2 separate regions of the Homo sapiens genome follow, and region 1 is linked to region 2. Evidence: chromatin loops called from intact Hi-C (ENCODE). Cell type or tissue: adrenal gland. All regions are shown on one strand. Each heading gives the region's core, and the rest is flanking DNA. Links, peaks and the distances in the headings are about the cores only.

Evidence for each region. A loop is a pair of places that touch in the nucleus more often than their neighbours do. Peaks named below come from ENCODE experiments on the same cell type or tissue, not always from the same donor. Only the 100,000 strongest peaks of a DNase experiment are listed, where the experiment ranks them.
Region 1: it touches region 2 in a loop (3.0-fold over the local background); 35 of 110 quality-filtered maps call a loop at or near these places.

The regions. Positions count from the first base shown.
Region 1 is chr2:128,311,382-128,316,748 of GRCh38, reverse strand. The region is part of intron 1 of HS6ST1 (heparan sulfate 6-O-sulfotransferase 1); the gene reads left to right. Among named protein-coding and RNA genes, the nearest start is that of HS6ST1, 4.8 kb to the left of the region's middle. RefSeq lists enhancers at 1-23, 4,691-5,367. In adrenal gland, for the core only: a CTCF peak has its summit at 3,046; DNase peaks (open chromatin) are centred at 708 and 2,128; H3K4me3 peaks cover 2,224 bases; H3K27ac peaks cover 4,192 bases.
Region 2 is chr2:128,734,630-128,739,996 of GRCh38, reverse strand. No RefSeq gene overlaps it. Among named protein-coding and RNA genes, the nearest start is that of HS6ST1, 420 kb to the right of the region's middle. In adrenal gland, for the core only: a CTCF peak has its summit at 3,219 (motif pointing left); DNase peaks (open chromatin) are centred at 2,186 and 3,146; H3K4me3 peaks cover 448 bases; H3K27ac peaks cover 611 bases.

The DNA.
Region 1 (5,367 bases), core at 151-5,150, 420 kb after region 2:
TTTTCTTTCTCCCCCCTCCCCCAACTGTACACACACACACCCACACACACACACACACTGCAGCTCCCAGCCTGGGAGGTGATGTTCTGAGCCTCTTACAGCCACATTCTACACTTGGCGGTCACAGAGCTGCCTGTCTAGGGCCCCTGAAGGATTGCTTCCGGCCCAGCACTTAGTCTGCTCTGCACAGATGCACGTTCCTGCTGCAGGGCCCCCCTAACCCTGGTCCAGCTTCTCTGTGCTAGGCTCAGCTGTGCCTGGGACCACAGCCATGCCCCCACCCACCCTTCCACCAGTCAGAGCAGTAGGCTCCCAGAGTTGGTCACTGACCAATACCAACAGACGCCTCCCTACCTGTGGGGGGTGCAAGGATGGGGGTCACCCCCTTTGCCAGAGGGACTTAGCTCGGCAGCCTAAGAGGATTGCGTGGAAGCTTCGGGCCGCCAAGAAGCCGGAGCTTTTGAAACAAGCCTGCTCAGCAGAGGCCACCTCAGCCCTAGATTGCAACCAGGATGCTCTTCCTGCAGCCCCGCACGCCTGTGGGTCCCCAGGGTGAAGAGCCTTGGCCTCCTTTCTCTGGAGTTTGTCCATGAGAGTGGGAGGACCAGGTGGGGCCGATGGGGCCCCAGGTGCTACACCAGGAAGGCCCGGCTCCCCCTGCCCAGGGAGCATGTGTGGAGCAAGAATGGAAAACGCAGATGCCTCTGGCGGAGGTGGGCTGCCAGCCTGGAAATTGCTAGCTCAGCAGCATGCGCCAGGGTTGGGAGGGGCTTCCAGGGCCGTCAGGAGGCCCCCTCTGCCACCCACTCTGGAAGTGGGTTGTGCTACCGGGCAGGTGACAGCACCCCACCCTCCGAGTCCCTCTTCTCCGCCTCCACTCCCTTCAGTTCTGTTGCAGGCACTAGGTAGATTGCTTTTTTAATGAGCTTCATCAGGAGGCCAAGGTAATCTTGCCTTTGTGCTCGCAGGGCCAAGCTGCACTGAGGTCCACCTGCTGAGCGCTGCCCCGCCACCTGAGTCTTCTGGCCCAGGCTGGAGCTGGGCTAAGCTGCTCTGCTGTGGCGGTTGGGATGCACTTCCCCCATCTGCCCAGGGACCCAGCAACTCTCTATCAGGGGCAGTGCCCATCCCTGCTGGGGTGCCTCATGTTAAGTGGGCTTGGTGTCAGGAGACTCAGGTGTCACCCTGGCCCTCCTGCGATGTCTTCACTCTGGCTCTGCACTGCCATCTCCGTGTTCTCTGGGGACTGAGACCCTCTTTTCCTTCTATCTCTGCCTGCCTCCCTGCCCAAGGCTGGCTCCTGGAACCTCTCCACCAAGCCCCTCCCATTCCCTGCTGCGGTTTGGGAGGGTCTCAGTGGGCCTGTGGTGCGCGTAAGAGAGGTGGGGCTCTTCCCGGCTGCCAGCCTCCCCATTGCACAGTATCAGCCTGGGCTGCTCTGAGCTGGGCATCCATGGAGATGGACAGGTTTTTGATGTCTTCCTGGAATATGGTTTGGAACTTCTAGTGGCTGTTAGTGCTTGGCTGCCTTGGTAGAAAGGAACAAGAGTGAGCAGAGCATTGGCGGGTCCCTGTTTAGTCCTGTGTTCACCATGGGGGCTGCCTCATCTGCCGACATCAGCCAGGGTGCTTGTAAGACTCCACTGGAAGGACGTTTGCTGGCTGGCCTTAAAGAGGTGTGGCCATCCCCAGGCAGCAGCCAAATGGCCAGCCATTCCAGGGACCACTCGGTTAGAATGTCTCAGCACCCCACACTCCGCTGTCACTCAGAGGGTCCAGATGGTGCTCCAGAGCCAGAACCTCCCTCCTTCCTCTTCCCGTCTGCCTGAAGGCAACGCAAGAACAGGCATGGTCAAGGTCTTGCCCGGGCCACCCTGGAAATGTCCCTGAAATCATGTGGGCTTCATTTGGGGCCACGGAGGGCATCTGGAGCCCAAGTGTGGCATCTGGGCCACCTTGGCCGGGAACCCGGGACCAGCTCACATCCTCTCTGCACCAGGGCCTCTCTGGAGCCCTTAGTGGGCTCGCAGCCTCTGTGACGTTGCCCTGCAGAGACCAGTGCTTCCTTGCTGGAGGGATGGCGCAGGAGCCCGCAGCCTCGCCTTTGACCTGCCCTCCGTGATCCTGAAGCCTTCTCAGACTCCAGAAATCCGCCTGGTGCTGGACCTGTGTGCCGTCCACCTGGTGTGCCTGCTCTCCTCTCCCACTTTTCTGCCTGCTCCTCCCCTCCCTTCAGTCTGCTCAGATGCCCCTTCCTCCAGGAAATCTTCCCTGGCTTTCTGTTCCTAGGCTCCCCTGTTGCCTTAGGCGCCTCGACTGCTGTCCCATCTGACACCGTGCCACCTTGGCACTGCCCTCATGCTGGCACCATGGGAATTTTTTTTTCCTGGACTCTGCAGGATCTGGGCTCTGTCCCTGCCCTTTCCCTGTGACTCAGGTTCACGGAGTCAGTCTTGAGTGTCATGGTGTTCCCTGAGAACCTGGGGACTCCTTGGTGGGGCAGACCAGGTAGGGGTGGGCTTGGATGAGAGCCTTCGTTTCTGTGGCATGCGACAGTTTCCACCTTACCTTCATAATCGCTTTCTTCTTTGAGATCAAGGGAGAAACCCTCATCTGCTGTGATGGGGACAGATGTTACCCAGAGCATGTGACTGGGGCCAATGAACAGGACCTGGGGACCAGGCTGGGGGTGTCACTGTGCCTACATTGCCTAGAGAGGCCTTTGGTTAAGATGAGAAGGGAATCTGTGGTCAAGATGCTCCTAGATTTTCACTAAAAATAGATAAAAAATCCTTTTTTTTTTTTTTTAAGCAAACACATGATAAGGCAAACTTACGAATGGTTGGGTGACAGGATCGTTTTAGATGGTCCTCTAGCTTGGGGGATCATTTCTGCCATGCTGCTCTGGTGGTCTTCAAGCCACAGCTTCCTGTCCTAGGCACTTCACGCATAAAACTGGGGCCTGGGGACTCCTGCTCCTGGATCAGAGAGCCCAGTCCCAGAGAGTGCAGTGCCCACCTTGGTCCCTAGGGCCAGGGAATCCAGGTTTCTTTCTCAGCAGGAGTTCTGGCTGCCACACGGGGGAGTGGCCACCTTGGGTCTGGCATCCTCCAGGGCCCAGGAGGGAGGAGGAGAAGGGGCCTGGTCTTGTCGTCCTTCGGGGAGTTGGAGGCTTTTGCTCTCACACCCCGCTTTGTTGTGGTTATAATGATTGTTTGGTAGATGAGTGGGAGGAAAGTATGAGGCAGAGGGAGAAAAGGAAAATCATCCATTCCCCATGCATGGTTTTTCCACTGTAATTGAAGCCATCATATAAATTTCACCATAAATGTTGTCTGTTGTCATTAAAAACTTAATATTTGAGTGGCTGCAGCTGCTCCGCTCTGAGTGTGCCACCGCTGGTTGGCAGTGGGTGAGTGCGCAGGTTGCTCATTCTGTACTCTGTGGGGACTGCTGCAGGACTGCTCCTTGTGTGTAAATGTTCTGCATAGCTCTGATTTCCTCTGGAGATTCCTAGGAGTGGAATTTCTGAGTTGAATAGTCTGAATGTCTTTACTGCTCTTGGTACAAATGTTACCTTCCTCTTCAGAACACCCACTCCTGGTATGCTCCCACCTGTGGTCTGTGAGCACCCATGTCAGTGGCACACTCATTGGTACTGAATAGCATGTGAATTTTTTTTTTGAGATGGAGTCTCACTCTGTCCGGTGCAGTCTGGACAATGATGGCACGATCTCAGCTCACTGCAACCTCTGCCTACCAGTTTCAAGCGATTGTCCGACCTCAGCCTCCCACGTAGCTGGGATTACAGGTGCCCGTCACTACACTTGGCTAATTTTTTTTATATTTTTAGTAAAGACGGGGTTTCACCATGTTGGCCAGGCTAGTCTCGAACTCGGGACCTCAGGTGATCTGCCCGACTTCGCCTGCCAAAGTGCTGGGATGACAGGTGTGAGCCACCGCACCAGCCTATTGTGAATTTTTTTTTAAATTTATTCTCTTAAATCACCGAAAAGTGCTAATCTTATGGTTTTTATTGCAAAGCCTTGCCCAATGAGTACACCCTTGGGGTGGCCCATCTATGTAGGGCACTTGGGAGCAGCCATGCCCAGTCACCCACATGTCGCCACCTGCTCACAGGTGGCTGAGTTTCACCCCTGCTGAGAGAGGGGTGCAGCTCCCAGGGGCCTGGGGTGCACCCTCTCTGGGTGCCCATCACCATCCCATGTGGCATTTTGCGGGACTGAATTCCGCCTCTATGAGGAACAGGCGTGACAAGCCATGGGGGCATGTAGAGAGGCTGGCAGGGTGACTCTTGTCCCCTGCACACTTAGCAGGCACTTGGAATGGGTCATCTTGTTTGGACCCAACACTCCCCCAAGACAAGTATATGAAGAGCAGCCCCATTTTCCACACAAGGAAGTCAGGCCCCAGAGAAGGTGGAGAATGTGTCAGTCCCTCAGCCTGGAGGGCCAGGAGCTAGCATGTGGACATCTGTCTGTCTGTCCTGAAGGCTGTATGCCGCACCCAGCCCTCTGCTCCCAGCAACCCCTGCATGCGCATGGAAGGCTGTCTGCAGGTGGGGGCGATTGCCGCTGGCCCAGACCAGCCAGATGTAGAACACTAGGGCTTCTGAGACCTGGGCAGACATGGGCAGTTTCACATGTAGGCCTGTGTCGTTGCGTTTACTGGAAGACACCTGGCAGCCTTCACTCAGAGCAGAAGGACAGGCATCATGCCTGGGCTCTGGGCTCTGCAAAGGTAGTGCTGGCAAGGCTGCCTGAGAGTCGGCCCCTGGCAGCAGAGACTGCCCATGGCGGTGCTTGGCTCCTGGCGCAGTGTGGCCACCCCTTCTGCCACCTCCCCCATAAGATTGGGCTGTTTTCAGGTACTCCTCTGGTCCTGCACCACCGATGCCACCACCGGCCCAGGGAGGATCAGCCCTGCAGGAGGCAGTGCTGTGAGCCTGTGTGGGTGCAGGTGGGTCTAGGCCATCCCTCTGCTCCAGTGTCCTTGCTCTGCCCCAGTGAATGCTGGAGGGTGAGGAGATGGGAAACCCAGGAGTCTCCCCAACCCCTCAGCTTCCCTCTCTGGGTGCCATCACCATCCCATGTGGCATTTTGTGGGGCTGCATACCCCCTCTATGAAAGACTGTGGGGTGTTTCTAGGTCAGACCTCAAGCATCACGGAGGCAGCAGGACTGGGCTCAATCCCCACTTGGTGGTAGCGTGTGGTGGGTCTTTGGGTTTGAGGCGGGAAGAGCATGAGAAGCCGAGCTCTGGGGAGCAGTTACTGAGTGGTAGCATGTGGGGCCCAGTCAGATGGGAGCCCCACTGGAAGGGCTGCATGATTCAGGCGGGAGGCAGA
Region 2 (5,367 bases), core at 111-5,110:
TCCTTTCCATCACATGCCGTGTGGCTCTGTAACCAGAGAGAATTCTTGGGTACATAAAAATGTAGAGTCTCAGTGATATGGTTTAGATGTGTGTCCCCTCTAAATCTCATGTTGAAATGGAATCCTCAGTGTTGGAGATGGGCCCTAGGGGGAGGTGTTTGGGTCACAAGGAGAGATCCCTCATGAATGGCGTGGTGCTGTCCTCACAATAGCAAGTGAGTTCTCCTGAGATCTGGTTCTTTAAAAGTGTGTGGCATCTCTCCATCTCTTTGTCCTGTTTCCACTCTCCCACGTGAGACACCTGCTTCCCCTTCACCCTCCACCATGATTGTAAGCTTACTGAGGCCCTCACCAGAAGCAGATGCCAGTACCACGCTTCTTGCATCTGCAGATCCATGAGCCAATTAAACCTCTTTTCTTTGTAATTTACCCAGCCAGGTATTTCTTTATAGCAATGCAAGGATGGCCTAACACACTCAACAAGTGTAGTTATTATTCTTGGGAAGTACATTTGGTGATGAATAGTGAGTAGCTATAGAGCTGGCTTTTGAGAAACTTCTCTTGCAAGAATGGAACAGGCACAAGTAGGAGGTGGTGGAGACTATAAACTGGAGGGGTGGAGAGAGGCAATCTGGGAGACCAGGTCTGGGGGTGTCCTGGGTGGGCAATGAGAGGAGGTATATACATGCCCATCTTCAGCAAGCTAATGTGGGACAAGCCAACATTAACCATCACTAAGCTCTTGCAAGTTTGTTTTCTAAAGTGCTGGTCCCTCAGCCTGAGATCTCAGGGATTAGTCTGGCTTACCTGAAGAAAAGCTGCTGCACAGATTCCTTCCTGTGCACTTTTCTTTCCTTTGTCTGGCAAGACCTCACCCCACTCTGGCAGCCCTGCTCCCCCTCTTTTTGAGACTGTATTCCTACTGAGTAGCATGGCCACCCTCTTCAGAGTCTGCCGGTCAGCTGAAAATTAGCCACAAACATTTCCCAGGCTACAGGGAGCAAGTGATGGCGGCAAAGCAGGCTGCTGGCTAAAACGTACTGGGAACTCATACGTAGCAGGAGCAAGTAGAGGGAATAGGGCTGCCACCAAGTCCTCCTGCACTGGTGCAATGGTCGTCTCTCCTTCAGGCAATTCTCCCCTACCTGACGTGCAATGGTGTGTGCCCCAGACTTTTTCCAGAGGCAGGGCATCAACATGCAGTAGACATGCCTGCATGTACACATACATACTTGCAGGCCTGTGCACACACACATACCAGAAAAATTAATCCAAGCATTAAAGTAAATGTTTAGAAATCACAATAAGCTGGGGAGCAGATTCCAGGAAATGCTCCGAGGTCGGTGGAGAGATGCAGGCCTGCTCTGTGGGGGACAAGCTGGGGCTGGGGAGGTGGTGTGTGACTCCCAGCCTTGCTGCACCAAAGTTCTAGGTGCTAAGTTCTACATTCTGGGCTCTTGGCCATAAACTGCACAATGCCCCACTTAAAGTAGAAGAGTCCAGGCAGAAATCAAGGATGCAGGAAGGAAACTAAAATCTACTAAGGAACTAGTATCTGTTGAGCATCTATTTGTGAGGCCCAGAGCCAGGCATTTTTATCTTCATATCCACTACCTCATTTAAAGACTTCCTTCATTTAGCAGATGAGGAAACTGAGGCTCAGTGCTCTGAAGATGACCTTGTCTACACTGGCTCTGAAAGAGGCAGCAGTGGGTCTGGATGCTCTACAGGGTTGTGTGGGAACCCACGGATGCAATATGAACCTAGGGTCACACCCCAAACGGTCACATTCTTCAGGCCAAAGAGGGACAGCAGTGGGACGGGAGGGCTTTGGAAGCTTCCAGTTGCAAATCAAGCTCTGACTTAATGAAAAACTGATTAGAGAAATCTTGCCTTTCAATAACCAAATAAAAGTTTATGAAAGTAGCACAATTGATTTTCCTCTGAATGAATCATAATTGACATTTAATTACAAAGGCAGTGCTCAAGATGGGAGCTGCGCCAGTTAAGCTCTCTGATTCTCCTCTGCTGCATTTCAGGGCTTTGCAGCCCTAAGGGACGAGTTTTGGAAAACTGTGCGCCATCATGGCAGATTCAAACAGCATCTAGCATCTGTTTCGGTCAACAACTAAAGGCCTACTGTATGTGGAAGCCTGGGTTCCCAGAAGCCTAAGAGAGGCACAGGACACATTTGACTCCCTACTTCCAGGAGCCTACCTTATTTCTGCAGAGAAAGTGCAGGGACAAATACAACTGTGACTAGGGTCCTGCGTGCCTGGCACAGACAAATGAGGAGTCAGAAAGGGAGGTGTGGGCATGGACCGGGGTTTCCAGGGACGGCCCGGGAGGATTCAGGGCTTCAGGTTAGCACAGTATTGAAATAGAAGCCCAGGTATCCCCTGCTCCCGGCGGAAACCCTCTGGCCACTCCACGCTACCCTCAGGCTGAGCCTCCCAGCGGTGTCCAAGGCTCTCCTGGGCTGGGTGCTCTGTCCACCGCGGACTCTCCTCCCTTCACCAGGAGACACCGCATCCCAGCAATGCCACGCTAATGTCGGTGTCCTGTCCACACGGCGACAGCAACGTTGCTCCCCAGATCCGTCCTGACGCTGTCGGCTTTGTGTGTCCTCCCTGTGCTCCCTGTCCCTGCCTGGCCAGCCCCGGCCTCAACAGGCGCTCATCCGCACCGTCCCCGCCTGACGCCTCGTCTGAGCCCGGTGGAGTCCTCAGGAACACCCCTGGTGGCCGCGACATGCGGCTCTCAGCACCCTGGCCTGGGTCTCGGCGCGGTTCCAGGAGTGGCCCGGAAGGTCTGCAGGCCCCAGGAGCCGGACGCGGATGGCGCCGCATCGCAGCAGACCCGGCCTGAAGGCGCCCGGGGACCCCCGCCCGGAGGCGGCCGCGCGGACACCTCGGGGGACCACGGCTCTGCACTTCGCAGTCGGCTCCCCGGGCGGGCGGCGCCTCTCGCCCTCAGTCTCTCTGTCTATAACATGGGCCTGCACAACTGTCCGCCCACACCCAGAAAAATGGCAGCTCTCACTCGGTCTGCTCACGTCCCCCATGATGAAGGCTACTGGCCAGCCAGAGGGGGTGGAGCCGCGGCCCCAAACGCGGCCGCACCAGAAGCCGATTCGGCCAGGGGCTGGGGACTCCAGAATCCCGCGTTTCCCCTCTTCCCCGGCTCCACGGCCTTGACGGTCGGCCTGGCGCCATCTTGTGGCTCCAGGGAGAACTGCAGGCGGCTCTCCAGAGCTCGCTGGTTCTCCTGGGTGGGAGGATGAGGGTGGAGCACGTCTGCAGCTACCCTGAGAGAACTCTTGTTCTAGAATTTGGAACCGATTAAATTAGGCTTCAAAGGACACAAACACGAAAGACCCCGGGATAGGCTTTGCCACACCAGGCCATGTTTCTAAGGCAACCCTGGGCTGCTGGTTTCAGAGGAGGCTGAGCCAGCAGCCAAGGCTCAATTCCCCGGGAACCAAGGCGCTGGGCAGGAGGGGCTGCCAGCATCCGGGCTCCATTCGCCCTTGAAATCCAAAAGAGACAAGCAACTACCCTTACAGACTTCCTCCCATATGTCCAAACTAGCCTCTGTATGGATAAATTGCATCCTTCCTTTGGTAGCATTTTGTTCTTCTAGGTCTGCAGAGCCTGCAGAATGAGACTGCCAATCCAGACATGCGGTCTGAGCCTGCAAACCATCCCCAGGGACAGAGAAAAGGCAGGAGGGAGGGCGAGCCAGAGATGGCCAGGGGACAGGCACAGCCTAGGGCTGGGTTTCTGGCCCAGGGCCTCTCTTGCACTGTGGACACCCACATGCGACCATGTAGTGGCATCTCCACCTGTGCGCCCTGAAGACCACACGCCCCACTTAACTTACGGGTGGTCCCGGTCAGGGCCCCTGACTCACTGCACCACACCATCTTGAACACTTAGCCCGAGCCAACGTGGCCTCCCCAGGAGCCGACACGGCCAGTTATACAGAATTCCTTCTTGTGTCTCTTTAATGACAGAATTCCAAGCTGCTTCGGAATCACAATATGGCCGGGTAAAGATTCCCGTTTGCCTAGGGCTTGGCGGAGTGAGGTGGCCGTGAAATAGCCTAGCCAATGATTTTTACGCCAATGCCCCTGAGGAGGGCGCTGCTTCTAGAATAAAAGGAAGAGTCCCCCCAGAAGGAGCCCCTCCTTCTCCTTCCGTTCTGTGTCCTCCTAAACCTAAGACCTCGGAAGGCGGGGGCCATCCTGCACCCTGGGGCAGCTGGCGTGAAGCAAAAGGCTTCTGGGGACCACGGTGTGTGAGGATAGGGAGGGCCGGGTCCCCAGGGCCTTGCTGCCCCTCCGCGCCCACACCTAGGCTCCGACCTGAAAGTCTCACTGCACAGAACCCACTCATGCTGTCTGTGGAAGCCCCGCGCTTGGATATCATGTTCTGGGGTCCGAGGACACCCTCGAGTGCGTCACCCTCATCCTCACTCTCCTTGCGCAATCCCAGTCTGTCAGTTCCAGCCCCTGTTCCCATCCTGGCTTCTCTGTGTCAACCTTCAGGACCATAATTCAGCAGCCACCTCACCGTGTGGGTCTTTACCCGTGCCCCTCCCTGCCATGAAGTCCCAAAATGCAGATCTGATCCCGGGGTTTCTCCTCTTCAGGGCTCCCCGCCCTCAGCCCCACTGGCCTGGTGGCCTGGTCCGTTCACCTGAGGGCTGGGCTGAGTGTCTCCCCCAGGGCAATCTTTCTCCCAGGAGCACGTGCTACTTGGCAGGGCAGCTGCGTCTGCACCCGGCCTGCGTGGTTCCCAAAGCCTGCGCAGTTCCCCGGGGTTCCCTTCAGGCCGCACACTCCTGCAGCCGGGAGGTCGGTTTGGGCGCCCTTCTCAGCCTCATCTTCCTCATCCAAAAAGTGCTAACTGTGGTACCAAACCCTCAGGGAAGTCAGCGTGGCTTAACCAGAGGACACGCGTTTCCTGTCGCGCTCTGTGTGTGGAGGATGTCAAAGGGGACTCGCGAGGGCAAAGGGGACGCATGAATCAGCACAGGAAGCACTTCATTATGAAAGATGCCTTCAGCTTTAGATCATGAGGCATTTTTCCTCCAGAGGAAAGGGAGTGATATGCTGTGGAGGAAGAGATAGCAAATCGGTGATTAACGATGCAGACAGATTCAGTCCCAGGCTTGCTGCTCACAGGTCCGGGGAGGATCCACAGGCCGCATCCTCCTGGCCGCACTTACCACCAGGGAAGCGGGTGACACACTGCCCGCCTGCCAGACAGTTCAGAGACACGGTCAGGACCCATTGCTACGATGGCTTGCAGAACTGAGACACTCAGAAGAAACCAGTCACCGGGACAGACCACAGCTGGCGGT